7 separate regions of the Mus musculus genome follow, and regions 1, 2, 4, 5, 6 and 7 are each linked to region 3. Evidence: chromatin loops called from intact Hi-C (ENCODE). Cell type or tissue: heart. All regions are shown on one strand. Region 1 holds the start of Gm34080 (a long non-coding RNA gene). Region 2 overlaps Six6 (sine oculis-related homeobox 6). Region 3 holds the start of Six1 (sine oculis-related homeobox 1). Region 4 holds the start of Trmt5 (TRM5 tRNA methyltransferase 5). Region 5 holds the start of Six4 (sine oculis-related homeobox 4). Region 6 overlaps Slc38a6 (solute carrier family 38, member 6). Region 7 overlaps Mnat1 (menage a trois 1).

Region 1 (4,000 bases), 410 kb after region 3:
CCTGGGATCTGTTGAGGGCCCATCAGTACCAGGTTAGCTTCTCTCAGTCAGGGTTGCGGGAAGTTTAGCTGCCCCGGTCATTTTCCTACTTACTGGAAACCTGAAAAACTCGTCAATGACCTTCCCATGACCTGGGGTAGCAATTTCTCAACCTGTCGTTGCCTGTCACATTTGAGAGGAGGGCGGGATTAATTCTCTTCCATGGGTGTCTTTGTGCTTGGCTGAGCCCGAGGTCTCCTTCCATCCCTTCCACTCTCCCTCCCTCTTTTTCCTAGTTCTTCCTCATTTCTTTCCACATTCATGCCCTGGGACCTGTTCTACAAATATCCGAGGAGAAGAGAAAGAACAAACTAAACAGAGTGTTCTAAACGCTACAGGGTTTGTTTTGGTTTAATTTCATGAATGAGGCTATTGAACCGAGCAGCCGAGCAGCCGTGTCTCCTCTCTAACCTGTGCTTTTCGGGTCCTGTTTCCAGGTGCGGCGGAAAATCTGAGGCACCTTGGCTAGGAGCCCATGGTGAAACCCGGCTTTGGCTCCTGTCTCCCCATCCTCTATGAGCAGTGGCAGCTACAGCTGCTGGAGTGGGAGCTGCAGCAGTGGGGCGTGGCCTGCAGGGCTGTTGGAGTCCATCGCACACTGATGGAAAGGAAGCGGAACCTTCACTCAAGTTGGCCAAGCACAGAAACCACCAAGCAGGAAAAATGTGGGCGGGGCCGGGAGGAGAAGGTGGAGAGAGGTCTCAGGGTGTTGGGTTTTGAAACCTTCTGTCTTGACTGAGGCCCAGGCTCTCAGCACAGGGTCCCTGACACATGGCTGAGGAATTCCCAGTGGCCTTGGATGACATTTCAGTTCATTTCTCTGAGTCACACTTTCGGAGGGTTTCTCTTTTCTCACCAGAGGCAAGCGGGGGGGGGGGGGGGGGGGGAATGGGGTCGTTTGTGTTATTAGTAGGAGAGTTAAAGACATGAAAGAATGGAAAGAAAGGGTGTTAAGAAGGGAGAAATGATCTGGAAGTAGGGCCGGAAGAAGTGGTCACTGTAGTAACCAGTGGATAGATGAACAACCCAGACAGACTTCGCCCTTCTGCCTCTTACTGTGGTGGCAGAGCAAGACTTGGAGCTGTTGGGCTTGCCTTTCCATCACAAATACTCATCGAGTACCTTCCATGGTCCTTTCTGTTCCGGTTACTAGAGATACGAGGCAGAGTCGTTTGCAGAATGTCCTGCCCTTGTGAGGGTTGCTTCAATGGAGGAGAAACTCACTGAGCAGAGCAACAGTGGTCAAATGGAGCCTTTGATCCAAACTCTTTTGAGTTTTTAACCTAGATCTGAGATTTAACAGAATGCTCAGGGCCCAGGTGCTGCAAACATCCTCTGCTGGAGAGGTGGGTGCGTAGGAAAAGGCCACGCCCATTAGTGGCGCCCGGGCTTCTGTAGCTCAGCATCAACCACAGGGTCTTAACTTGGAACTGCACAATCCCCCATGGTGACACCTCCTCTCTCCCAAAAGGGTGGGCAGGATGTGGAGCTGACAGGGAAAGAAGGGGTCTTTTAGTGTTCCTTGTCCCTTTGGGCACTCTAAAGGTCATCTAGGTTAAAAGTCCTCATCACGGGGCTGGAGAGATGCTTAGCAGCCAAGAAGACTGGCTGCTTTTCCACAGGACCCGGGTTCAATTGTCTGCATCCACGTGGCAGACACAATTGTCTGCAACTCCAGTCTCAAGGGTTCTGATGCCCTCTTCTGGTCCCCACAGGTAACACATGTGTCAGCAGGACTTAGAGGCAAACCATAAAAATACATAAAAATAAATAAACGAAATAAAAAGAGGTAGTTAAAAAAAATCCTCATCGTGTAAATTCTAGACTCCAAAAGTGTGTCTAGAGCCAGGAAAATCCACATCCTAGATCCAATAGGATTTCAAATTTCCGGCAGAGAAACAGAGAGAACACCGTTGACAGATGAGCTTCACTGCGGCTTGGCTTGGATTAATGAATCTGGGGCTGTTTCTTACAAAAGCACCATTGGCAGCCAAAAAAGCATTAATTTGGAAAGGGAAGGAAGGCCATACTGAGGAGCAGCTGAGAGCCAAGGACCCAGAAGCAGAGCTCTGGAGTTCATGCTGGGCTTGCCTTTAAGTAGCTTTGCTGAAGCTGGCACTACAAGCTGAGCAATGGAGACCAGAATGCCTGGAGCCCTTGGGGAAGGTCTCACCCAAGCTCAGAGCAAGCACTGCTAAGGAGGAGGGCAACATGAAAAGACGGGAGGAAACCAGTGCTAAAGGTATGAACTATAGCATGCAGCTAGGATCCCAGCATCTCACAGAACTTTAGAGCCCACCAGAGTGAGGGGCTGAGATGCCTCTCTAGTGCTGGAGGGAGTATAGCCCCCTGCTTAGCTAACCTTTTGATGAGGGTTCAGGCAGGGCCAACACTCACTGACACCCTTCCCCCCAACACTCACCCTGGCCATCTGTCTGCTCTCTAAAGCTCACCGTCTGGCTGGGTCCTCAGGGCCCTGTTCCCCTAACTGACCTCCAAGTGACTTCCACTCACTAGTCCTCTGAGGGACAGGCAGCCTCCGAGCAAAAACCATGGCAATAAGGAAGGAGGGAGAGGAGAGACAGGAGTGGAGGAAGGAGAAAAGAAATGTGGAGGGAGATGGCTAATAACATTATTTCATTGCTTATCCCTGTAATGTTGCTATTGTTACAAATCATAAATATCAGATATGCAGGAGATCTGATATGAGACCCCCAAAGGGGTTACAACCCACAGGTTAAGACCCACTGGTCTAGCACTGCCTTTAAAAGCCAAACGGCCAGGAAGGCAGAGCCCCCCCAGTCCTCTCTGACACCTCCCACCCGCTTTCTTCATCCTGCCTACATCTCAGCTAACCTGGTTCTCCAAGTGCTGCTGACACTCCTTGATTCCCCTCCCCCTCCCTGTCAATCACTAGTGGAGAGATGGCTCAATTCACCTCCATGGCTGCTGGGAAGATCTCAGTTACTCTTTCAAAGGCTTCTCTCCATACACCCGAGACACCTACAGAACCTGTAGTGGTCGGGCCAGACCTTTGATGGCTGTACAGTAAGTTAGACTTTCACATGCACTCGCATGTCTATGCACATTTATGAAGGGTAAGAGGAGTGTTTAGCCACAGTTCCAACAAAGGGGTTTTGGATTTCACACATCAGGGGCTAGGAAAAGTGCTGGTAAGTGGTCATCCAAAAATAGGAACTAAGGCAGACCGGTGATTAAATATTCATAGAGAAAACCTGCCATACACAATGTGGCCTATGTATGCCTCTTTACCTGGACATGAAATAAACTGTTTTCATTATTATTTTTTGCTTAAAACGAGAAGTAGAACATGCAATGTACTTATGGTCCAGGCCAGTCCCTAGGTCTGTGGCCTTCAGGATGAGCGATTGAGAGACCTTGGCAGGTGTGATAGATACTGCCTTACTAGGGATCAGCTGAATTCTATTAACATAAGTAGGAGTTATTTGCCATTCGAACAAATTGGTTCATTATCCACGTGATATTTAAGAAAAGCTAATGCAGAAATTATAATCCCATCCCGAAATCAATCTGTGGAAAAGTATGCATGATAGCCATGAAACAAAATTCTGCCCGGGATGTTTCTGAGACTGCTAAGGATGCACACGGGCTGACAGAGGACACTTGGACCTTCTCAGACTCAAGCCAACCACCCAGGTTCCCAATGGCTTCTCAAGGCTTAGAAGCATTAGAAGCACGGAGGAGAGCAGCCGGAGGGAGGCTCAGGCAGCCCTCTCATTCTTAGTCTTCTCTCTGTGGCAGCCAATCCCTTTGAAACATTTCCAGGGAGCTCCTTGGGAGGCAGATGTGCTACACTGTGACTTGGACCCTTGATCTTGATGACACTGAATGAATCCAGTCTGTGTATTTGCCACTGAACAAATGGAGCTTGGTGGGGCCGTCTGTACTTCTGCACGCTTTTGCTTGTCAATGGTGTCTT
Region 2 (4,000 bases), 100 kb before region 3:
GGAGGCAGAGAAGCTGCGTGGACGGCCCCTAGGGCCAGTAGACAAGTACCGAGTAAGGAAGAAGTTCCCGCTGCCGCGGACCATTTGGGATGGCGAACAGAAGACTCACTGCTTCAAGGAGCGCACGCGGCACCTGCTTCGAGAGTGGTACCTTCAGGACCCATATCCCAACCCCAGCAAAAAGCGAGAGCTCGCCCAGGCAACCGGACTGACCCCCACACAGGTGGGCAACTGGTTCAAAAACCGCAGACAAAGAGACCGGGCAGCTGCAGCCAAAAACAGGTCAGTACCAGCAGGCCTCTAGGCTTGGTGCACACCGGGATGGGGCGGGAGGAGGCATTCTTGGCCCTTACCTGGTGTCCAGGGACCCAAATTCAAAGGGAGCTGGGAATGCAGTCTGTCTTGGGTTTATGAGCCCACTGTGTTCTAGATTCCTATGCAGGCTCCTGGTTCCCCACCGTCCCCCCCCCCTGGTTCTTGGGGTTTTGGGGGTCACTGCAGCAGCTGATGTGGGTCACCAAACTAAAATGTCGCTGTAGTTAGGGAAACGGGGGCGGAGGGAGGGAGAAAGATTAAAAGCCCAGGATCAATCAGAAATCCAGAGGCCCAAAGCTAATTTTTACTAGCATGGACCCAGGCTCTCATCAAGTGAAGCCTATTTAGTTAGCTCTATTTTTAAATCCCGGCTGCATCCTTCCCTGATGCTCTGAAAAAGGTTTCAGTTTTCAGAGAGTCTCAGATTCTAAGAGGCAGAAAGACGTGTTTCCTCATGACAACTATCCTGTCTCCACCCAGCAAGCTAGTCGGCCTATGCTTTTCATTCGCCAGCTTTTGGAGCTTGCAACTCAGGCCCAAACTCTTCAAGCATCCTCTAGCCTCAGGCATGACCCATAGGGAGATGTAGTATTAGAAAAGGAATCTCGTATCCTGAAGCCTTATCTGTCCCGCTTTGCGCTGGAGGATTTCTGACAATCCTCCAGTAAATCTCCCAACATTTGGGTGACAAATGAGAAAGATCTGGGGAGGCTAAGGCGGAATTCATAGTGAGCTGAGAAACAAGGAGACAGACATACAGACAGACAGAGAGGGGCAACGGCAGGATTCCGCGAAAGAGCTGTGGTGCATCGGTCCAAACCCGGTCACTTCACCTTCCCCAGCTTGTCAAGGTCTGAATAAGAGTCTTAACAAGGAGCTGGAGGTAGACGGGTCGGAGAAAAGGGGTACAATGTGGCGGCTTGATTTCTTGCTGTGACCAGTGTCCCTTTCTCCCCAACCCTCCAGACTCCAGCAGCAGGTTCTGTCGCAGGGCCCCGGGCGGGTGCTACGCTCGGAGGGTGAGGGAACGCCTGAGGTGTTGGGCGTCGCCTCCAGCCCGGCTGCCAGTCTGTCGAGCAAGGCGGCCACTTCGGCCATCTCCATCACATCCAGCGACAGTGAGTGCGACATCTGAGCTGCCCACTCATCACACTTAGAATCCAGTGTAAAAATGAGATACACAAAATAAAAAAAGAGAGAGAAAGAGAGAGGACAAGACCAGCAAATACGGCGCTGGCAGAAGCCCCGTGGCCAGGGACCCGCGGGCCTAAAGGCTCTAGAAGCGAGAATCCATCGCGACTCTGGGGCATGCGGTGAGGCCTGACCCAATGCTACTTCTCTTCGCATTGCTTTTCCTGAAGGATCTGGCTGCAAAGACTCCTTTGGAACAGAACTGCACTCTGAGAGCCTGCCCTTGAGTCTCCTGCGGGTATTTCACTTCGAAAGGACGCTGTTATATATATGTATAACTTTTGCTTTGAAGGTTTCTTTTTTAAAAAACAAAACAAAACATATATATGCTGTTTATTTACTTATTTAAAAGACTTCCATGATAGGTTTCTCTGTAGCTTGGGGAACTTGCTGTTTTGAATGAGCAAGCTCACGCGTTCTGTGTGAAGAAGCCAAATAATAAAACAACTTGGTGGATAACCTTTCTTAATTAAGAGAGCTGCTATCTCAGATTTTAAAAATCACTCTTATTTCCTTTGCTGGGCACGCAGCATGGAGTCTTATTCAAATTGTCTCTCCAACTTCTCTATATCCTCTGACATCTCAGTATATTTATATTTTAAGCAGCCACAGATAAACCGCTAACTAACCGCCACATCGGATTGTATGAAAATGTATGCATGTGTATACATAAACATATGCACATTGCCATATTAAACCCAGAATTTGGAACATGAACATGCCATCTATGGCAGCGCTCTACATTCGCCACACAGGTGATCATGGTTTGTCCACCTAATCATTTTTATGAAGTGTTAGTGATTTTCAAGAACAATTTTAGAAGACAAATTTTAGACTCAGGTAATGAATCGTATTTTACAAAAATGCCAAGACACGAGGGCTTTATGATTAAAAAGTGTTTCCATTTTGTTTGAGGTACTCTCCCACTCAGAAACTTATGGTCATTCAAGGTAAGCATGTAGCACAGGTAGAATACTTACTAAGTGCTGTAGGTCTTATTAAGACCATTTAAAAAGATAGGAGAGGTTGATACTAACCAGGCTAGCATCTTCCTGCTTCAGAAATGGGTTTTAGTCAACTAAATTATTTTCACCAGGAGAAATACTAAGATAGGAGACAGTATGCAGGCTTTATATTGACCAGAAAGCATGCTACAGAGAAATGACAGGCATTTTCTAAATCAGTGCTCTACATTTAACATGCAAACAATTCATCAGGAAGTTCGTTGCCTTGGGACTAGCCTTCATTAAAATATAAAATATTCTTAGCATGTAATTGTTCTTTGTACATACACACACATATACCACATGCACACATACACACACGTACACACTCTACCACTTTTGCACTAAGAACGTAAATAATATCCATATTATCTAAGATTTTGCTTTGCCTAGTGAAATGGATTGCACATTACAAATTTTAATATTGATCTTTAAATCTCAGCCAGTTAGAGTTCTTTTAATTCACCTCTCACCTGCTAAAAATTTCTGAAGGCAAAAAATGTTAAAGTACCAAACAAATGAAAACTGGAGTTATGAAAGAAAATAGGTGGTCAAGTGGCTATTGGAAGCCCAGGACGTGAGAAAGGGCTGATGTATTACGTGTATGTATGTATGTATGTATGTATGTATGCATGCATGTATGTATATATGTACATTTGTATGTATGTATGTATGAGTGTGTGTTTGAATGTATATATGCATGTATACATATTTGTTTGTATGTCACTTAAGCAGAGTTGGCTACTGTGGGCTTTAAAATTGTCATCACTGAGTCCACTTGTTCCATAGCTAGAAAATTGTTGCAAATTGAAACTCTCATAGCAAAAGATGGACAGGTTTAGGAAGCTTTTGTGGTCAAACAGGTAATTCCCAAGTCAAACAAATACTCTTCAGTGGCTCAAGAAAGCCTTCCATGGTAAAGCTATATCTTTTGATTTCTAAAGTCCCTGTCGATTCTTTGGGTGACAAGGAGCAGTTTGGGCCTCCAGAGGGGGAAAATAAAAGGCATCAAGAATGCAAATATTAAGAAATTGTTCACTTTCCTGGTCATGTGAGTGACATGTCCTAGCGACCTGAAACTGAGTATCTCCTTAATTTTGTGCCTTGGTTGGTGGTGGTGACTCTAACTAGCAGACCTCTGGAGGTTTGGGGTCAGCCTGGTCTACAAGGTGAGTTTCAGACCAACCTTGGCTACACAGTGAGGTTTTGTTTTGTTGTTTTTAAACACAGAGTGTTTCAGAAAGCAACACCATAATTGCACCCGAGGTTCTCCCGCCTCACAATAGGCTAGAATCAGCCTAGCAGGATTGCACTTCAGTGGAAAATTCATGGCTCTCAATCTTATAATCCAGCTCCATCCGAAACTCATTTCAGCTATGAATGATCCAGAGCCAGAAAATGGAGACATTTATTGGCAAAATTTATCTCTTATCTTTGTGATCCCAGGTCAAACAGAAAAGACAGAATGAACTAATTAGTAAAATGATGGA
Region 3 (4,000 bases):
TAAGGGACTACTGTAAAGGATGCCTGGGTTGCCCAGAACCAAGCCTGGCTGTTTTTGTTATTTCCTGACCTTTTAGTGGGAGGGGAAATGCAAGGGTATTAAGAGTTGGAGAGGAGGGAGAGGATGCTCAACTGAGACCGCTGTTGGTTGTAATTTTTAAAAAGACAATTGTGAAAGCCTGTGGTTCCTTTCTGCGCAAAGAACCCCAGAAACAAGCTGCAGAATTGTCCCTGGCTTCTATGTACAAGTGTCCCCTAGATTGCTGCGGTTGGTTGCTGCTCCGGCCATCCCTTCAAGGCCCCAATATCTCCCCACTTAGGAACCCAAGTCCACCAAACTGGAGGTGAGTGGGCCCAGCAGAGAGTCCTGGAGCTGGTGCTGATGGGCTTGCAGACCGTGGCTGGGCTGGGAGGCTGTGAGGCCTGGAAGAGAATAGTTTGAGCTCCTGGCGTGGCCCATATTGCTCTGGAGCAGAAGGACCGAGTTCTGGTCTGGACTTTGGGGGGGTGAGAACTCCTCTTCTGAGCTGGACATGAGCGGCTTGCCCCCTTCCAGAGGAGAGAGTTGATTCTGCTTGTTGGAGGAGGAGTTATTGTTTTCGGTGTTCTCCCTGAGAAATAGAGGACAACGCCATATGGTTAAAAAGAAGTTTTGTTTTGTTTTGTTGCTGTTTTTAAAAAGTGTGAGATGAAAGAAGGGGGGCTGGGAGGAGGAAAGGGCCGTTGTGCAATCTGTCACCAACCCAAACGGAGGCGCTCTGCCTCCCACCCAGCCCCAAGGGTCATGGGGGAGGTGAAGAGGCAGCCTAAAGAAATGGGGGTGGGGGGCTGCTGGGAGATAGTTCCTTACTTTACTGTACGTCTCACAGTCGGGTGAACCAGATTTATTTAAAATAAGCCAAAAAGAAAAAAAAAATGTTTTCAGCTTTGTATGTTTAAGTACCTATTAACCAGCCCCATAGTTCCAAGTAACTGTTTGGAAGCCTTCCGACAAATGGTTGTTGCAATAACGAAATGATCGGGAGACAAACTGCCCAATGCACAAATGCTTGCTCTGACCCAAGTCAATTGCCTGCCTCCATCTGAGGAAACAATTAGATGACCAGTTTCCCTGCCCCTGTCTGGAGGCTGGGGTTCCAGAGACCTAGGACAGGTCATGGGAAGTCGTGCCCAGAGCGGCCCAGTGACCTGAGTAAACACAGGGAGCTTAGCCAGTCTCTCGGATTTCACCCGGGAGTGGGCCCTCGCTTGGCTTGGGGACCGGCCGTTTTGTAAACTAAAGGGTAGCTGGAGCCGAGCAATCCCTGTTTCGTTACTCCTAGTTCATTCCCCAGCCCCTCCTGCTCTCCTCTCTGAGCTGCTCGCCCACAATCCAGAGCCTCCCACCCTTTCTCAGCCGGGCAAACTTCGCTGCCCCGCCCCGGCTGGGCGCCGGCCGACCCCGCACAACGGAGTGTCAGTCCGTCCCCGCACCGGGTCCCCGGGTCCCCGGGTCCCACTCAACTTCAGGACTGCTCGCTCTTCCTCCTTTCCAGCGCCGGCGGCCACCCGGAGCCTAGCGCTCGCCCGCCTGCACACTCCCTTCCCAGCACCGTCTTTCTCTTCCGGAGAGCCCCTTTCCCCGGAATTTAGGCAGGCTCTGTGGTTTCCCCACCCAGGGGGAATCCTGGAAGCCAGATCTTCGGCCCCCAGGCTGACAGTGAACAAAGGCGAGCACAGCGGGGCTCTGTGCCCAGCTCCCCAACTTTTCCGCCCCGCGCTCCTCCGAACCTCGGCCAGAAGCTCCGCTACGAACCTCCCGGGCCGAGGAACCGCCGCGTCTGCGAGAGGAGAGGAGGGGAGAAGGGAGACTTTTCCCCTTTCTTTCTTTTTCTTTCTTTCTTTTCTTTTCTTTTTTTAAAGCTTTGCTTCCGTGCTCCCGGGAGGGGGAAGCCAGCGACTGGAGCCCTTCTCCTCGCCCGCAGCGGCGGCGGCGGGGCCAGCGAAAGCAACCCGGCCAAGCATGAGGGAGCGCGGCAGGCGGCAGTCTTCTCCCGGCTTGGGGCCTCTGATAGGACACCCAGCAGCGACACCCCCAGTGTCCCCTTTCCAGGGTATTTCTTTTTACAAGACTCCTCCCTTTGTCCAACTAGCGCGAAATGAAGCAGAACTCTCCTCCATAGACTAGCCGGAGAGAATGAGCAGAGAGCCGGGAGGTACTGGGGGCCGAGCGTTCGACTCAGACCAGCTTCAAGACGGAGCGAAAGAGCGGAGGTTCGAGACCTTCCGCCGTACCGAACAGCTTCCCTCGCGATACCAAGCAATACCCCCGTTTCCTCTGATCTACAAACTCCCTGGCCATCCCTTCTCTTCGCCGGAGCCAGCCCGGAGGGCATGAAACAAACCCAACGCCGACCGTTCCCCACACTTTCCCTCACCAAAGAAACCCACGCGCGAGTGCTCCACGCAAACGCGACCCAGTCCCTAACAGGCAACCTCAAGAGTTCATGAACCTTCACAGCAGCGTCGCCGAGGCCGGGGTGCCGCCCCACGGACCTCTGCCGGGTGGCGGCGGGTAGGAAGCTGGTGGCGACGCCTGCGGGGGGCAGAAGGGAGCGAAGGGTGAAACTTCCCGGGGTCACCCGAGCCTGGGCAAGCACGCCGCGTACCTTTCCTTGGCCTCGGCGGCCCGGTCTCTTTGCCTCCGGTTCTTAAACCAGTTGCTGACCTGGGTGGTGGTGAGGCCGGTGGCCTCGGCCAGCTCCCGTTTCTCCCTCGGTGAGGGGTAGGGGTTGTGCGCGTACCACTCCCGCAGCACGCCCCGAGACTTCTCCTTAAAGCAGTAGCTGGTCTCCTCGCCGTCCCAGATGGTCCGCGGCAACGGGAATTTTCGGCGCACCCGATATTTGCCCACGGCACCCAGGGGTCGGCCGCGAAGTTTCTCGGCCTCCACGTAGTGCGCTTTCAGCCACAGCTGCTGCAGTTTGGGGTGATTGTGAGGCGAGAACTGGTGGCTCTCCAGTATCTTGTAGAGCTCGCGGAAGTTGCCGCGGTGGAAGGCGACCACCGCCTTGGCCTTGAGCACGCTCTCGTTCTTGTGCAGGTGATCGCAGGCGGGCAACGACCACAAGAACCTGCCCAGGCGTTCCAGGTTCCCTCCTTGCTGCAGAACTTCGCACACGCACGCCACTTGCTCTTGCGTAAAACCAAACGACGGCAGCATCGACATGGCTGGCGCTGCCGGGGCGCACGGGCCCGGGCGCACGCGGCAGTGAGCAGAGCTGGGAGAGCAGGGGGCGGCTGCCGCGGGGAGGGGGGCGCGGCTGCTCCTAACCCCCTCCCTAGCCTTGGCGCGGGCGAAGAGACCAGTCGAACCTCGGCGGGTGGGAGGCCAAGGAAGACGAAGAGAAGTAGGGGTGAGCTAGACTCCGAGTGGCTGGCGTTCTCTACAGCCTTCTGGGCCTCGCTGGCTCCCGCCTGCCGCCGGGTGGATGCTGCTGGTTGCCGGGGAACTTGGTTTCTGTTCTCCCCGCAGCGGCCTTAAAGCGCGCAGCGTCCCCGACACGCTGATTGGCTGCGAGCGGCGCCTATCCGAAGCTGGCCAGCCTGCGCGCCGCCCGGCCCGGCAGCAAAGCCGCGCCACCCTGCCGCCCCGCGTGGGGAGGGCGAAGCTACCGAGTGCTGCCTAGGATAAGAAGTGGTGGGAGGAGAAGGACCCGGAGAGGTGGGAAGTGAGGTGGGGTCGGGAGGAGGGAACTGGGGTGCTGAAAAGGGTGGTGACCAAGTCAGGACCTTGCGAAGCGGCGCCCTCTTTGGTGTCACCTAAGGGGAGCCTCACGCAGCACAAATCAATGGCTGCAGACGTTCTAATGACCCTCTTCTCCATATTCTTAGCCCTGTCTCTTGCAGTCTTGGCTTTTCCCGGTGAGCTCATATTTAATTACCTTAATGTTAAGATGAATAAATAATGGATTGATGAATAGCTTATGGAATGAGATAAATAATACAAAAGGAGACTAGGG
Region 4 (4,000 bases), 240 kb after region 3:
TTGACTACTTCTTTCCTCGCTTTAAGCACAGGGATGGACACTGTCTTCTTAAAAGCTGTTCTATCAAGTTCTCTCATTCCTCGAACGTCAGAGGGTGGTGAAAATAATTCACTATCTCTCACACTTGCTTCTATTTCTGGCATGGTTGAGAGTCCTTGTCTTTGACCCAACAAGAAAACAGAAGGCGCTTTCCTAAGTCTCGGCACCAGGGTAAACAACAATATTGATTCACTGGGGTGACACCATTCCACTTGCAAAAGTCTTCTTGAGAATCCAAATAGCTTCCATACGATTCTGGGGAAAATAACAAAACAAAACACCAAACACCATCAAGCTACATGTGAACACATTCACAATGGCTTTTGAGGATGAAAATATAAATTATCTTTCAAGTCACCTGCCAAGTGCTGACAAAAGGTTTGGATGGCAAGGGAGGGCAGTCTCTCTTGCAGGTTAGAATGATCACTGTCCCTGGTAAATAATACATTTGCATTTTCAGTCTATTTGCCCCTATAACAGAAAAATTAGTGGTCTAGCAATCTCCCTATACCCAAAGAACTCTGCTCACAAATTTCGACAGAATACACATAGAATAGGAAGTATGAAATTTGAGTTAAGGGTCATCTCTAAATGAAATGATCACTATATGTGATGCCACCAATGGTAATACTTACTGGGATATTCTTAGGAGATCTTATTTTATTTATTCAACGGGCTGTTGTATCAGAAGCTGTGTTATGAAGTTTGTAAGCTAAGGGGTAAGTTAATCACCCAAAGTTATGTGGCTGCTAAGTGGCTTGGCAAGGCTTAAACGTTCATTAAGGTCTTAAAATGTAGCTCACTGGTAGAAAGCTTGCCTAGCACGCATGAGGTCCTGGGGTCATCCCTAACAGCACATAATATCAGGCATGGTGGTGCCTACCTGTAATCTCAGCATGAGGAAATAGGAGGATTAAAAGTTCAAGGCCAGCCTGGGATGCATTTGAGACCAGACCTCAAAAACAAACAAACAAACAAACAAACAAAAAAAAAAACAAAAGCTTGGTTAAAAATGACCTGAAAGCTGGGGATACAGTTTAGCTAGAAGTGTACCTAGCAAGCACAAGCAAATTCATGGGCTTTCAGCACTACATAGCCTGGGCACAGTGGTGCAGGCACTCAGAAAGCAGATCAGAAATTAAAGTCATCCTCCAGGTTGGTCTGGATACATGAGATTTGTCCCTTCCCATATGACCTTAGTATACTGTTAGGATGTCTATCATAGTGTACTGCCATATGCCATGCCTATAACTAAAAGCTTCAGTATTTTGACAAGGCTTTACTGTGTTGTTTGAAGTAAATGTAGGCGTCCGTTTTCCATCTGTAATATGTGGTTTAAACTATGAAAAGATTTTTGTGGTAATGGGAACCTAATCCCGGCACTTCTCATGCTATCCAATCCTACCACTGGGTGCATCAGCCCTCACCATGCATTTGACCAGCCCCCTACCCAAGGGCTCCGGCCTCGGCTTAGCGGCCGGTGGACAAGGAGATGAATGACCTGGTGGCCTTTTTGCGCTCATTGGGCAAGAAAGAAGAGCACGAGTCCCGCCGCGGTACCGTCAGGTTTTCTACATCACCCGGGACACTACTGCCCCCTCACCAGCTGCACCTTTCCAGGGCCAGCGTCACCCGAGGCCGGCTTCAGACCCGAACCCCTCACCTCATGCTCTGGTGCAGCTCGGAAATAGGGCGTCGGAGGCTGGTGACGTCATCACTGCTGGCCGCGAAGGCAGCGTAGAGTCCGACCCTGTGGACTCGCACCTCTCTTCCGGGCCCGCGATTTGCTACGAGAGCCCGGAAGGGCCAAGCCCGTAGCTCCGCCTCTGAAGCCGCTCAGCCGGGGCGCTTGGGGTTAGGGGAAGCGGCTCCGTGATTTACTTAGCAGTCGGTCGCGGAGCACCATGCAGGCGTCCCGGCACAGCATCCAAGCGGAGCCAGGCTGGTACGTCTCTGCCCAGCAGCCAGAGGAGGCGGTGGCTGCAGACGAGTGGAGTCCGTTGCTAAGCAACGTAAGTGGGCTTTACTGGCTGCGCTGGGTTCCTGTGCGCTTCGGTATCTTTCAGGGCTTGCAAGAGGAGCCTTGGACTGCAGGGGACTGACCCTGGGGTGGGGCCCGAACCACTGACCCCAGGCGAGTTTGGAATGTGGCAGCAGCATGGAGCACTCAGTCAATAGTGAGAGGCTTGGAACACCAGCGGGATGAGCCTCGGTTTTGTGACTCACCATTGCTTTGTGTCATTGTCGCCTCTGTCTCCTCTAGCCTTGTGAGGTCTTGCAAGAACATCACACGATGTTTCTTTTCTGGATTTAATCATGGGGCCAAGGGAAAGATGAGCTATAGGCACTTTAATACTCAAGTCCCTGTAAGTGAAGATGAGGAGAGGTCTCTGGTAATGTGCACATTGCTCGTCCTTAACCTAAAGCCGGTGTAGTGGGCTGTGTGTGCCCGGGGGCCCCGGAGCCTCTTCGGTCTTGAATGTCCAGCCTAGGAGGGCCTTGGGCATGCTAGAAAAACTCCCTAACTCAGAGCTGCTTTCCAGTCCTGCCACTCCACTTTTTATGAATCCCTGGACTGTAACAGCTGATGGTTTGGTTTATGTTGTCCCTGTAAGATATTCCTGCTAATCGACTTAATTCATTAGGCATATAAACAAAAGGTTAGTTTATTGCGGTCCTCGTACTTGAGGAAGAAGAGTTAGGGACAGAAGTTCCATGCTGACACTGGGATTCTTCAGGAAGCACGTGACTGAGGCCCGTTCCTCCTCTGTCTCCACCCTATCTTGATCTCTTGAAGTCACAAGGCTGTGGCTCCCACTGAAGCCAGCTGGGCCCTGCATGGGAGGAAGTAATTTTCCTGGAAGACTCGTTTCCTTGAGTTGCACCAATAGGTCAGAACGGAGGGAAAGGAACAAGTGTTATGTCCAAATGTGCTTTTCCTTGGGGTAATAACTCCTATGACGGAAAGCAACTTGGGAAGGGAAGGGCTTATTTCATCTTACAGCTACAGTCCGTCTTGAAGGAAAGTCAGGGCAGGAATCTGGAGGCAGAAACTGAAACGGGAGACCCGGAGGAAATATTGACTTGCCCCTACTGGCTTGCTCAGTTTGCTCTCCTTCATCCCCAGGAAGGCCTGCCTGCTCAGGGATGCCCCCACCTAAAACAGGCCGTGTCTTGGCCAGTCTCTTTAGGGCATTCTCCCAATTGAGATCCCCTCTTCTCCAATGAGACTAGCCTGTGTTACATGGGCGAAAGAACTAGCCACGTCCTGGTTAATTAGTGTTCACACGATTCCTCAAGTGTGTAGAATGGCTCAGCACACTTTAACTTCCTTCCTCAGGCATTTAATGTGGGTAAATGGTGTGTTTCCAGGAACCTCACAGGCAGGGATCCTCCGGTGCTTCCTTTGGTCTCTCCGTCTTTAACGTGATGAACGCCATCATGGGAAGCGGCATCCTTGGTTTGGCGTATGTGATGGCTAACACGGGTATCCTTGGATTTAGGTGAGGCCTGTTTCCATATTTTGTCATCACACGGTTCCATTTTGATAAGGAATTTTGATTCCAGAAGTTACCGGTCTACAATTTCTAGTTGGATTACTTCTGGGGTTTTAATGCTGTTTTGTTCCCCTTGTGCCTATCTAGTTCTGTGCTTTGGAGGAATGCTCCCTACAGTCATGCATGGCTTGAGGGGGTGGGCATTCATGTAGGAACCTCAAGAAAGGAACCCCGGGGCTCTAAGATAGCGTGGGCTTTAAAACAGCACCAGCAAAGCGGGGCTCTGGTGTAAGAATCAGAACCCAAGGGCTTATAGGGCACAAAAAAGAAAGGGAAGGCCACTGAGCATTGTCCCTTTTGGGCAGGTTGTTGCTAGGGGAAGCTTTGGAGATAAGGTAAGTGGTTAGGATGTCATGTGATAGATAAGCAGCTTTCCTGGTCAGACATGACTGGGGTCCATAGGG
Region 5 (4,000 bases), 68 kb after region 3:
GCAGCAACAACAACCACTACACACCTAAACAACAACACACCCACACACACAAACACCCACACACAGCCAAGGGTCTGACTCTAGCAGACACAAAAGAGAAGAACAAAACAAAACAAAACAAAAACCCTGCATTTTATACGAAAGAGAGAGAGAGAGAGAGAGAGTGTGTGTGGGTCTGTGTGTGTGTAGGATGGCTGAAGGAGGACTGAGTGGATAGCTCCCCTACTTCTTTCCTGCTGCCCACCTTATGCCAGCCGGCTTGTCTCCTATTCCCAAAGTCAGTAGGGGATCATGCTGTGTTAGGGGGTCCAAGAAACTGTCCTTCAGTCCTGCCACCTCTGAGGCACTGTAACCCGATCCGAAGTTGTTCAGAATCAGGTTTCAAAACACCGCAGAGACGAGCAGCACCCACACCCCACGCTGCCCTAGCAGCGATGGGAACCGCGGCGGGCAGGGTAAATGATTAACTCTGTCATATTAAAGCCTCGACGTCCCCAGACCCCATCTGAGCCACTAGTCTCCATTAACTCTCCTTTTCCTTCCAGAGAGCCCCTGGTGACCTCCAGGGCAAGCCCGGGCTTCAGTCGAACCCTGGGTACCCTGGAGCGTGTGCGCACTCCAGGCTCCGGGTAACCCCGCGGAGGCAGGGACCCCGGCCGGCGCCGGCAGCCCCTGCGGGCCCAGAGCTGCCGTGAGAGCAGCCTTGCCGGCAGCGTGCGCACACATTCCCTAAAAGAACCAAGGCGAGAGTGGCAACTTCAAAGGCAGCAGGATGGGGGTGGGAAGCCGGGCAGCAGTGACCAGCCGAGGTGGGGGCGGGGACTGGACCTAAGAGGGCGACCAGAAACTTCTGGGGGCAGGAGGGGGAGGGTTAGGAGGGAGGATCCCCCGCCCGCTCGTTGCCACCGTCGTCCCCCCTACCACCCCGGTAGGGAAGCGAGGTGGGGGGCGGGGAGAGGTGGGCAGCCGGACCAGGCTGGTGGGGAAGGTAAGCGCCATGTTTTCGAGCGCTAGGAGGAAAAGAAAGCTGGGAAAGGGTGGGGGGAGGAAGGGGGAGGAGGAAAGTTGGCGCTCACCTTTTGGACTGGGTCTCGGAGGGGTTTCGGTCACGCTGCCGCCGGTTCTTGAACCAGTTGCTGACCTGGGTGAGGGAGAGGCCGGTGATCTTGGCCAGGTGCCGCTTCTCAGCCGGCGAGGGGTAGCGATTCTGCTTGTAGAGCTCCTTGAGCGCGTTGCGCGACTTCTCCTTGAAACAATACACCGTCTCCTCGCCGTCCCAGATGGTGCGGGGCAAGGGGAATTTCCTGCGCAGCCGGTACTTGTCCACGGCGCCCAGCGGCCGGCCGCGCGCTCGCTCGGCCTCGGTGTAGCGCGCCTTGTACCAGAGCTGCTGCAGCAGCGGATGGTTGGCCGACTCGAAGCTGTGGCTCTCGAGGATGCTGTACAACTCAGGGTAGATGCCCTGGTGGAAGGCCACGAGCGCTCGCGCCTTCAGAAGGCTCTCGTTGCCACGTAGCAGATCGCTCTGGGGCAGGGACCAAAGAAACCGGGCCAGGCGGTCCAGGTTGCCCCCCTGCTGCAACGCCTCGCACACGCAGGCGACATGGTCCGGCGAGAAGGCCAGTGGGGGCTGCGCGGCGGCTGCGTGCTGGTGCCTGCCCAGAAGTTCCGAGTGGAGTTGTACCTGATCTGCCGCTCCCGCCGCCGCTGCCCCTTCCTCCCGGCTTACCCTGGAGGCAGCCGCGGCGTCCCCCGGCTCCAGGGGGAAAGGAGCTGGAGCCGGGGGGCTCAGCCCAGCCGCCGCGCCCCCCGCCACTTCTCGGTGCGCCTCCTGTCCTTCCGAGGCGCTTTCCATCCCATTCTCCTGCTTGATGTCCGCCGCACTTGCAATCTGCCCGGTGGGGGAGGAAGAGGACATTTTTTGTTGTTTATTTTCCTCCCTCCCTCACTCCCTCGCACTCTTTTCCTCTTTCTTTCCCCCTCTCTTACTCCTCCTTCTTCGCCTCCCTCCCCCTCCCCCCTCCGGAAAGCCCACTCCCTCCCTCCCGGTTTCGGCTGGATCTGGCCGATCAGGTTTCCCCCAGGCCACGCAGTCACCATTAAGATAGCTGCTAGAGCAAAGTAGTGTAAACGGATAGCTGCTTTCTGCCGTTCCCCCAACGTGACTCCTCCGGTTGCTGCATACTATATGGCACTGGCCGCCCGGCCGGCCCGGCCGAGCCACCCCATTGGCTATTTCGCATTCAGTGGGAGGAGGAGACACCGTTTCTATCCCTGTCGATCACCCGCCTCCCACTCCACCCCTTGCCTTTCCCTCTCTCCCTGACCCCCAGGCACCTTTACCTGCCGGAAAACACCGACATTCTTTTCTGGCCAAGCTTCTGAATGGGCAGTTATTTAGTGTGGCCTGAAAATTGGACAGCTCTTTCAAAGAAAGGCCCAGTGATTCCCAAGGGAATACTAATCGCGTGACCTTAAAGTCTGGACAGCTAAAATTTTAACAAAGAGACCACCCTCAGTATGTAGATAACAAAACTTCAGAGACTAATTCCGAAGCTCCCCAGCACCTCCTCCCCCCACCCCCCAAACTAAGGGATGTCTTTATTAAGGATGTGTATTCAAGAGTCAAGAACAGCACTAAGGAATGCTCTGATAGAGAAGCATTGGTAGTAATGAAAATTCCGGAGGGGGAGATCTTGAAAAACCTTGAAATGAGCAGTGTGTGTAGCCCACCGAGATGACAAAGGCAAGAAGCATTAAAAAAAAAAAAAGGCAGAAACCCTGAGATGGACCTAATACAAATAAGCATATAGAAAATAAACCTGGATGTTTATACTGGGTAAGTAGTATAGAAGAGAGCTAAATTATAATGGACTAGGGCATAAATCTATTTACCATAGTAGAAACATTCAAAATGTGGATACCATCAGCACCCCCCTACACACACACACACACACACACACACACACACACATACACACACACACACACACACACACACACACGATGTGGTGCTGGAATGGATAAATAGTTTCTCTTTGAAGGTGATAGATAGGTCTGGGAAGAACACCATCTCTATATGCGGGTCTATTGGAAGAGATCCGGACAGAATCAGCAACCCTTGCTAGGATTGCTCCGCCAGGGTTGAGGCTGAAGGGAGGAGGTGCAATGTGGCTATCTTCAGTTGGGATTCTGTCCTTCATGGTTTGCATGAGGTCTTAGCTCAGAGAGGGATGGTGAGCCTGTCTCTGGCTACTGTGGGCCAGTTGAATTTGTTTGCATATGCTTCTTCTCAAACTCTTAACAGCTAAATGTCCTCCCCCTAACCTTTACTTCAGGGTGGCCTTGTAGTGTTTCTGCTTCCCAGTCACTCATAACTGCCTATTTCAGCATGTTGTCAGGCAGCTGTTCAGGTCACCTGCTGTCACTTCAATTTGGTGAGGTTTGCTTTCTTCCCATTTCTTCCCTTCCCTTCCCTTCCCTTCCCTTCCCTTCCCTTCCCTTCCCTTCCCTTCCCTTCCCTTCCCTTCCCTTCCCTTCCCTTCCCTTCCCTTCCCTTTTCCCTTCCCTTTTCCCTTCCCTTTTCCTGTTCCCTTTCCTTTTCCCTTTCTCTCTCTCTCTTCCTTCCTTCCTTCCTTCCTTCCTTCCTTCCTTCCTTCCTTCCTTCCTTCCTTCCTCTCTCTCCCTCTCTCTCTCTCTCTCTCTCTCTCTCTCTCTCTCTCTCTCTTTCTTTCTTTCTTTCTTTCTTTCTTTCTTTCTTTCTTGTGTTTTTGTTTTTTCGAGACAGGGTTTCTCTGTGTAGCTCTAGCTGACCTGGAACTCACTTTGTAGACCAGGCTGGCCTCAAACTCAGAAATCCACCTGCCTCTGCCTCCCAAGTGCTGGGATTAAAGGCATGCGCCACCACCGCCGGCTCTTTTTTTCTTTTTTCTTTCTTTCTACCACTTTATTCTTGGTTAGCTGAGATATTTGATACATAACCTAACTGCTCTCCATTAAA
Region 6 (4,000 bases), 280 kb after region 3:
TAGATTCTGATGTGGTTCTTGGGGAAGGTGCCATGGCATGTCAATTCTTTTAGGCATTAATGGGGCAGAGTCTGTATTTTTAGTTAGGTGTCATGTCTTAAAGCTTCCTAACTCTTTCAGTCTCTCCCCCTTCCCTTTTTGTGTTACAGGTTGTTACTGTGCAGTCTAGGTTAGCCTCTGAGTCTTAGTCTTTCTGCCTTGGTGCCTGGGCACTGGGATTGCAGATGTTCACCACTGGGATTGCAGGAGTGTACCACACCTAATATATTAGTTACTTTACCTAATGCTGCAACCAAGTACCTGAGCAGGGGCTTTATCTCTGCTTACAGCTCCAGGGGACAAGATCCTGGAGGGGAAGGTAGCGCTTCAGTACCCTAAGGCTGCTGACAGAGTGCCCCACAGTCAGTACCCTAAGGCTGCTGACAGAGTGCCCCACAGTCAGGAAGTGGAGAGCAGGGGTTAGTGGTGCTCCCCTTCTGTCCCCATTTTCTTTAATCCAGGACTCCTTCCCACAGAGTGACACTGTCCACAGTCCTGGGGTGGCTCTTTCAGCCACAGTTAAACTTGTCTCCCAGGAGTTCTAGATCCTGTCAAGTTGACAAATGTTGTTAGCCATTACACCCAGCTTCTCGCTCTCTTTTTAAGTTAAAGACTTTTCACAAAATATATGTCATGCATATCTCCTGTGGCCCCAACTTCTGTTCTGTGCTATGTAATGTTTAAACATCTTCACCTTCTTGTTTTAATCCCTAACACTAAAAGGAAAAACAAGAGCAAAATGATCATAAATTCATAAATTACATTTGACTACTTATTCTGTGGGTCTTTGGTGAAGGCCTGGTTTATTCCCTTACCATAGTCATAAACAAACAGGCACTCACGCTGACCACAGGCACCAGTGTGACTTACCAAAGTGACTGTGGTAGGGGCTTCCTTCCAATAACCTGTGAAAATGCCAATTATGACATTTAGGGCTCTTAAGGTTTTAGAGTTATTGGCCTTTAGAACATGGAGAGCCATAAGAAAATGATCTGGTCTCTCAGCAGTGATTTGGAGCCTGAATGAGGCGAGGACCAGCTGTAGCTCTCTGTGTCCCCTGCCTTCAGCAGAGCTAGCGTTTGCTGTGAGAAAGTTTCTGCTGGGCCAGAGGGAGAAAGGAGCCATCCTAGAGCGTTAATGTTGAATGTTGTTGCTGGCAAGAGAATGCGAGTGCTGGGTTTGAACTTACTGAAGTACCTTCTAAGAGGACCGAGTAGTGTGGTGGGAAGGCCAGCTGTTCTCACAGCGCCTGCTGTTTCATTACTCACTCTTCCCACCATCTGAAAAATAGTCAGTTTCACATGAAATTAAACTTCTGTGGTAGACCATTCCGTAGGCGGCACTGTCACTGGAAATCAAACAGCAAACCTCCCCTCAGCTCAGTTACGCCAAGGAAAGTCCTACTCACTCTTGGAAGTCCACGGCTAAAGCAGAGCCACTTAATGTTCCTAATTCACACATCTTGCTCAACTCACAACATTTCCATGAGTGGCTCTGAGCAGCGGGCCAACTTCCTCTACTTCTATAATATGTGAGTCTTCATGGCTTAGCTCCTAGGGCCTCACAGAAGATTAACCATTGACTCGCTGTACGTTGTCAGGAGAAACCTAGCTTCACGGGAACCTCCCGAAATGGCTAGGATGGCCCAAGTTTTCCGGACTGGAAAGTCTGGCACCGAATCCACAGACGTTAGCAGCCTTGATTAATGCCTCAGTTCGGGCTATTAGGTGTGGGAGAACCACAGCTGCCTATGCACTAAGATAGCTCAGAGTCTGCATCTTACAGACAAGACCCAGCAAACAACCACAGTCCATGATGAAATGTTAGACAGCTTATATTGTGTTCTTCCTCTTCTTATGACTGTGAAGGAGGAGCCCAGGGTAGTGATACAGGGACAGGTCTGGCCTGTCCCTCAGGAGCTGGGCTTGGAAGTGCTGCTACACCACCATCTGCTGGTCAGGCACACTGCAGCTTTGTGGTTGGTTGGTTGTTTTGTTTTGTTTTGCTTTAAAACCTGAACAGTATTATCTCCAAATTCTAGAAAATATTGCAAAAGTCTAGAAGTATGGGAAATTTGAGAGGAGTCCCTTTTCACAAGTCAGAGGCCTAAACAAACAGAGGCACTATGGCATTTGCCTTGACAAAATTTAGTAGTAACATCATTTCAAAAGCAGTGCATTAGCAGTTATTTCAGTTGACGTTTGATAACAAGATTTTAAAAATAGATGACTCTGTGTGTGTGTGTGTGTGTGTGTGTGTGTGTGTGTGTGTGTGTGTGTCTGAGGATTGCATGCAGGCTAAGCAGGCTTTTCCCCTAGCCCTCCTTTCCCTTCTGTTAGAGACAAGCAGGCCTTGAACTTCTTGATCCTCTGATATCAGCCCCGAGTCACTGGAATTCTAGAGCCTAGCCACTAGGCCTGCTTCTCTGGTCCTGCTTAGGTTTAGGGTCTTAACAAACTGTAAAATAAGGGCTCTTTTAGGACAGTGAAGTAACATTTTCCACCATGTGAAATTTTTTCCAGTTTTGCACAACTTAGGGAAATTACATTGTTTTATAGAGATTTTGAGGGAAAAAAAAAAGGATTCTTCTTAAGAAAGAGACTGATACAGTTTGAGTGGGTCTAAAATTTCCATGCATTTAGAAATCTAGTGGAAACACCAGGTTAATGAGCCATCTTGAATACAGTAGTTATTATCCATGACTAAAGACAAACCATGGAAAGACAAACCATAGTGCCTCTGTTTGTTTAGGCCTCTGACTAACCTCTGAGCGTTGCTGGGCTCCCCACCCCCAACCCCGCGAGTGCTGAGAACCCAGTGCTATTTTTAAAATAGCTGAATGTCATCCCAGCTTCATGCATGTTCTCCTAAGTGCCTGACAACATGACTGATTGTCTTTTAGACAAATGATTGTTTAGACCCAAACTCAGTCAAGTCTTTTCTTTCTTAAAGTTATGTGGTTAACTAATGACAAACGGAGAAATATCTCAGGTTGCTTGGGGAGCGCTAGTTCTAAAGCTTAGAGACACAGGGGAAGGGGATTGCTTTTTGTCTTTTCTTTCAGGTTTCAGTGATGTGTTAAATCTCTGATACATGCAAATAGGAGACTTTCTCTTTGCAGCTCTGCCTCTACTGACATGCAACTAAATAATGACAGCAGATACTATGAAGTCCTGGCATGAAGCTCATGAATTTTGAGCCAGTTACTCCAACAAACGGGCTACAGCCCCAAATGGACTCCATTAACAAAGCAGGATGTCTCCAGTGTGGTGCAAAACTTTGATCTTCATTAGAGAGATGGTTATTTTCTTTGAGCCCAGCTGATGAACTCAGCAGCCAAAAGCTGTTTGTTGCTTAAATGCTGATAAAAATAAATAAAGGCTTCATTCTAGAGAGGGCCCTTTGACAGAGTTTTCTTATTTTTCTTGGCTTTGGCTGATGGCTTCCCCCACCTGCCCAGGGCAAACTAGCTTGTAATAGAGCGAGCCCCTCAAGTCAGACCAACTGTTTGCACCAGCACCCACGTAGCAAATGTGTGCACAGGACTCCCAATCTCTGTGGGCGAAATCATGGCTTCCTGGCAGGTCAGTATGAAAAAGGTGTGCAAAGAACTTCCTATCACTTAGAATGTAGCCAAGCATGGAAGATGCTTGCTGTGCTCAGTGTGAGCAGTGTCCTCATTCTCTAGCCTTGCTCCTCTGTGTCCAAACTCATGACTCCCATGACCTCAGGCAGTAGTGAGACTTTTCTACCTGCTGTTGCCTGACCAGACGTCTCTGTCTCAGTGCTTTCCTGATGGAACCATCGCTTTTCCATGTGATTTTTCAATTCCTGTGTCTTGACTAGGTTGACAGCATTCTTCATTTTCTTTCCAGCATAGTTTCATTCAAAACAAAGGGGAAAGAATACCTATTCGGCTAATGTGGTGAAACTAACTGATTTGTAATGGCTGATAACTGTC
Region 7 (4,000 bases), 160 kb after region 3:
ATAAGCAAAACTGAGACTTAATAAAAGTCCCTGTTCATCTTTGTTCAGAGCATACATTTCATGATGACCTTTGGGATTGCATAGGCTCCCCCATCTCTGTCTCTCTGTCTCTCTCTGTCTCTCTCGCTCTGTCTCTCTCTGTTTTGCTCTCTGTCTCTCTCTCTCTCTGTCTCTCTGCCTCTCTCTCTGTCTCTCTCTCTCTGTCTCTCTCTCTCTGTCTCTCTCTCTCTCTGTCTCTCTCTCTCTGTATTGTACATGTGGGGGCCAGTAGATGTCAGATGTCTTCTTCTAATTGCACTCCACCTCAGCTTTTGAGACAGTTTGTCACTGAACTTGAAGCTAACTTATTTCAGCTAGACTGGCTGGCTCAGAGAACCCCCGGGGTTCTTCTCTCAGTCCCCTCCGTTCTCAGTGCTTGGGTAGTTTCCTGGTGCTGTGCATATTACTCATGGAACCATTTTCCCAGTCAAAAGTCTGTATTTTTAATATTGCATTATTTTAAAGACACATGTCTATGGAATGCCATAGGCAAGTAGACAGTAGACTTAGTTTCTTCCTGGAAAGAAGATATATTGGTAAAGCTATTTTGGTGTGAAGAATCAAAGCAAGTGAAGGAAAAATTGCTTCTACAGCCTTATTGGTTGAGTTCCAGGACAGTCAGACACCCTTGTTTCAAAAAGCAAGTTGGATGGAGTCTGAATAGTGACACCCAGATTGATCTTTGGTCCCCACACATATGCCATACATGTAGATACACCCATGTATGTACATGAGAGAACACACACACACACACACACACACACCCCTCCAGTTTTTCAGACCAGTTTTTGAGTCATTTTATATATGTTTGGTTTGTTTTATGAGTATCAATATTTATGTTGTTCTATATAGAATAGATTCATATTGTGAATATTTCAGGTGAATAATAATTTTCTTATATACTTAATTTTTTCAAGTTGTAATGCCCATAAAATACTTAAAATTTTTATTATTATTTTTTATTTCTGAGGTTATAATATAACTGAATCATTTCCCCCTCCCCCTTTCCTTCCTCTCTCCTGTGAACCTCCACTTGCTCTCTCCCAAACTCATGGTCTCTTTGTCTTCAGTTGTTGTCACACATACACAGATGGGAAACCACTTAAAGTTAATACTTTTATTCTCGGAGAGCCCACATTTTCTAGAAAAGGTGTTGTTTTGGTTTAGTGAATGACAAATGGCCCAAACTCCTAAAGTTTTAATTCCCTGGAGGGAGACAGAATAGAGATAGAAACTGCTGGAGAAAACTTTTCTAAAAGCTGAAATAACAATGGTAAACTAATGAAAGGGGTTTCTTCTTTAGCTGGAGACAAAGTATATTTGGTGCTGTTTGTGAATGTGCCTAGTTTACTTGCTAGGGAACCCCTAATTCCTACAAATGTCCTTAGCTTTTTTTTTAAACCACAAAATAATTTAATAGTAAATTATTTAAAAATGTACTCAGAAAAGCATTACGGGTACTTTCCAGTTTGTATACTTGGTGTTAACGCGAATATTGAAATGAAATAGTACAGCAAGGACATGCCCACTTGACTCAGCGTCACTCAGAGTCTAAGGTGTTCAGCCACTGAGAGGCCAGTTGGAACTTGACTTTGAGGGTAGATCACTTCTGCCGGCATGGGAGGTTTGCCCGTTTGTCCTTACTTCCTATCTTTTTACAGCAAGGCAGTACTTTTTGCTAGATCAATGATCAAGTGTGGTAATTCCTGTTATTAGAGAATAATCAGTTCCCGAGGAGGAGCCGCTGAGGATGCTCTAAGCTGAGGTACAGAGTGTGTGGAGGCTCACAGGAGAACCACTCCCAAAGGAAAGTCAGAAAGAATGGAAAGTTTCTGGTTTTTAAAAGACCAATGAGTGATGTGAGATTAAAAGCAGTAACAAACAAACCTATTTTCTTATCGTGTAGTCTGTAAAGCACAGGGCTAGAAAAGTGATTTTATCGCCTTTACCTTGTAAAGACAGCAAGGCTGGTAATTGTTTGAGGATCTGAGGATTAAGAGTGCTACTGCTTCGAATGTATGTTAAGTGACTAATTTTCACAATCTTTAGTACATAGCTTTGTGTGCTAGCTTTTTCCCAATGTCAAATGAATCTTAATATGTCTTGCAATTAGTGACAAATAAGAAACATTGTAATTAAGAGACTGTTTCTTTAAAAGCCTTCAAAGGTTGTAAAAGATTAGACTTGGCTATATGTGAAGGATAAATGTTGTGTAAGAATGCCCCTCAGTTCCCCTTGTATAATAAATCTCAGCTGTGTGCTCAGCGAAAGGGCTCAGTGCCAAAGAGAACAGGTTCAACTTGTCTGTGAGGATTTGCACCACAGCAAAGCGCACAACTGCTTTGTAGAGGTCACAGTGGTCACAGGCATGTGCAACAGAGTCAGAGTGGCTTTCAAATCACCGGAGAACCTAGTGCTACTTGCTGTTTAACAATCAGGGTTGACTTCAGGCATTGAAAGTATAGTTAGATCATAAAAGTAACTGAGTACGGTTCTCAGTCTGATTCCAGATGTACTTAAAGTAACTTCAACAGCACCTTGTAGCAGGTCTTAAAGATCTTCAGAGTCATTTTCTCGTAATTTCCCTGATGTAGAGAAGGTGCTTTATTTGGTGGTTCCAATTGTGTTCAGTGGGCTGAGATATTGTGTAAGAACAGTTTCTTGGGATGGGAACAGGGGACTGTAGGTGAGTTCCAGTGCAAGACCAGATGTCGTGAGACGGTCAGAAGGTGCATGTCTCACTAAATCCCATTTCTCTTGATTTTAACAGGATCAGGTTATCAACAGCAGCAAAGGAAACACCCTATCTATCTATCTATCTAAATTTTTAGAAGAGACAAATCAGAAACAGCCTGTGGAGAGGTGGTGAGAGCCAGGCAAGGGAGCCTGAGGTTTAATAGAAGGAAATAAGGAGATGCAGAACTAGGCTGAGCTGGGTTTTGCCCAAAGTTATATCTGAGTACTTTTTCTTGTTTTGGTGACCATGTTTATTTTCAGTGGTGATTTTATCGATGCAACAGGCAGCCGTTGCTGTTGGTGGGAGATTAAGTGGTAATCTGTAGAATGTGTCTCGGCAAAGGCAGCTGATTGGCAGCAGCACCTGTCCTAGCAACTGGTCATATGTTAGTACTTACCAGCGTTAAAATACCAAGCTGTAAAATTTAGAAGCACTTGAAAGCTAGGTTTTTCATTGCTCTTAGGTTACTGTTTTATTAAGTATACATCTCTTCAATTTACATTTTTTTAATAAAATGAAGTCTATAGAATAAAATTAGATTTATCCCCCAGAATTAAAACAAAAAACAAAACCTAAAGCAAGCCATGTGACAGGCTAGATGCTTTTGTGTTTGTGTGAGCTGCACTTATGCTGAGCGATATGTAGGCTTTCAGAGGCCAGCCTGAAAGGACTGTGACTCCTGTATGCTGCTTTTGTAATCCATAGAGTAAACATGAAGTGCTTGCTGTCAAAGGTTCAGTGAAATGCAGCTTAAAGAACTGATTAGCCAAGTGGCTCCCTAAAGGCACTTTATTTCATCATTGCTAGGAGTTATTCTTCTTAGTTGAAATAGTCTTGTTGATCATATCTCAAAGTATATACAACTTATAGTGATTGACAAGTCATCACTTTCTGTTGATGACTTCTGTTAGAGGAAGAGCTTGTTTTTACTTAGTATACAAAGAAAAGTAAACATATAAGAAAAAATATATATGTATAAGAGTTAGAGTTTATTTCTCAGTACCAATGTAGCTTGCCTAAGTCTAAATGTATTTTAGAAATAGATTGTAAATATTTTCTGCCAATGGTATTTTATCATTTTCATTTTAAAAGAACCTATATATTAATACATAAATAAGAACCTTATACTTTATAATTAATGGCTATAAGTCCATATTGTGGCACATTAATTTGTACATGTTTATAAATATTTGAAAGTAGGGTTAATTCAGGTGATTCATGCTA

What was found. Peaks named below come from ENCODE experiments on the same cell type or tissue, not always from the same donor. Only the 100,000 strongest peaks of a DNase experiment are listed, where the experiment ranks them.
Region 1: a loop joins it to region 3, with 2.5 times the contacts of the local background. A loop is called at or near these places in 5 of 42 quality-filtered maps.
Region 2: it touches region 3 in a loop (4-fold over the local background); 12 of 42 quality-filtered maps call a loop at or near these places.
Region 4: a loop joins it to region 3, with 2.2 times the contacts of the local background. A loop is called at or near these places in 10 of 42 quality-filtered maps.
Region 5: it touches region 3 in a loop (2.9-fold over the local background); 22 of 42 quality-filtered maps call a loop at or near these places.
Region 6: a loop joins it to region 3, with 2.2 times the contacts of the local background. A loop is called at or near these places in 10 of 42 quality-filtered maps.
Region 7: a loop joins it to region 3, with 2.2 times the contacts of the local background. A loop is called at or near these places in 6 of 42 quality-filtered maps.

Annotation. Positions count from the first base shown.
Region 1 is chr12:73,448,616-73,452,615 of GRCm38, forward strand. Gm33929 (a long non-coding RNA gene) reads left to right here. Exons shown (of 3, transcript XR_001780532.2): 2 at 1-32; 3 at 477-732. Gm34080 (a long non-coding RNA gene) reads left to right here and starts at 1,962. Exons shown (of 4, transcript XR_381684.3): 1 at 1,962-2,281. In heart, a CTCF peak has its summit at 1,744 (motif pointing left); DNase peaks (open chromatin) are centred at 666 and 2,176; H3K27ac peaks cover 945 bases.
Region 2 is chr12:72,940,346-72,944,345 of GRCm38, forward strand. It overlaps Six6 (sine oculis-related homeobox 6), which reads left to right. Exons shown (of 2, transcript NM_011384.5): 1 at 1-282; 2 at 1,282-4,000. The coding sequence ends at 1,450. Among named protein-coding and RNA genes, the nearest start is that of Six6, 2.5 kb to the left of the region's middle. In heart, no CTCF peak of the experiment used is centred here; no DNase peak of the experiment used is centred here; H3K4me3 peaks cover 201 bases; H3K27me3 peaks cover 3,578 bases.
Region 3 is chr12:73,043,220-73,047,219 of GRCm38, forward strand. It overlaps Six1 (sine oculis-related homeobox 1), which reads right to left and starts at 3,493. Exons shown (of 2, transcript NM_009189.3): 1 at 2,648-3,493; 2 at 1-610. The coding sequence starts at 3,207. The coding sequence ends at 316. It overlaps Gm51264 (predicted gene, 51264), which reads left to right and starts at 2,666; the gene lies at 2,666-2,729. In heart, CTCF peaks have their summits at 1,982 and 3,521; DNase peaks (open chromatin) are centred at 1,492, 2,162 and 3,552; H3K4me3 peaks cover 3,721 bases; H3K27ac peaks cover 2,305 bases; H3K27me3 peaks cover 2,749 bases.
Region 4 is chr12:73,284,982-73,288,981 of GRCm38, forward strand. Trmt5 (TRM5 tRNA methyltransferase 5) reads right to left here and starts at 1,730. Exons shown (of 5, transcript NM_029580.3): 1 at 1,703-1,730; 2 at 1-294. The coding sequence starts at 1,707. Slc38a6 (solute carrier family 38, member 6) reads left to right here and starts at 1,867. Exons shown (of 16, transcript NM_001037717.3): 1 at 1,867-2,051; 2 at 3,412-3,542. The coding sequence starts at 1,944. In heart, no CTCF peak of the experiment used is centred here; DNase peaks (open chromatin) are centred at 1,860 and 2,830; H3K4me3 peaks cover 2,330 bases; H3K27ac peaks cover 2,091 bases.
Region 5 is chr12:73,111,267-73,115,266 of GRCm38, forward strand. Six4 (sine oculis-related homeobox 4) reads right to left here and starts at 1,979. Exons shown (of 3, transcript NM_011382.3): 1 at 1,077-1,979. The coding sequence starts at 1,918. It also overlaps a transcript of Mnat1 not described here. In heart, no CTCF peak of the experiment used is centred here; DNase peaks (open chromatin) are centred at 1,185 and 2,215; H3K4me3 peaks cover 2,675 bases; H3K27ac peaks cover 2,639 bases.
Region 6 is chr12:73,322,994-73,326,993 of GRCm38, forward strand. All of the region lies in intron 5 of Slc38a6 (solute carrier family 38, member 6), which reads left to right. Among named protein-coding and RNA genes, the nearest start is that of Slc38a6, 38 kb to the left of the region's middle. In heart, a CTCF peak has its summit at 1,992 (motif pointing left); DNase peaks (open chromatin) are centred at 1,368, 1,958 and 2,848; H3K27ac peaks cover 2,625 bases.
Region 7 is chr12:73,204,110-73,208,109 of GRCm38, forward strand. The region is part of intron 6 of Mnat1 (menage a trois 1); the gene reads left to right. Among named protein-coding and RNA genes, the nearest start is that of Gm23910, 60 kb to the left of the region's middle. In heart, no CTCF peak of the experiment used is centred here; a DNase peak (open chromatin) is centred at 2,332.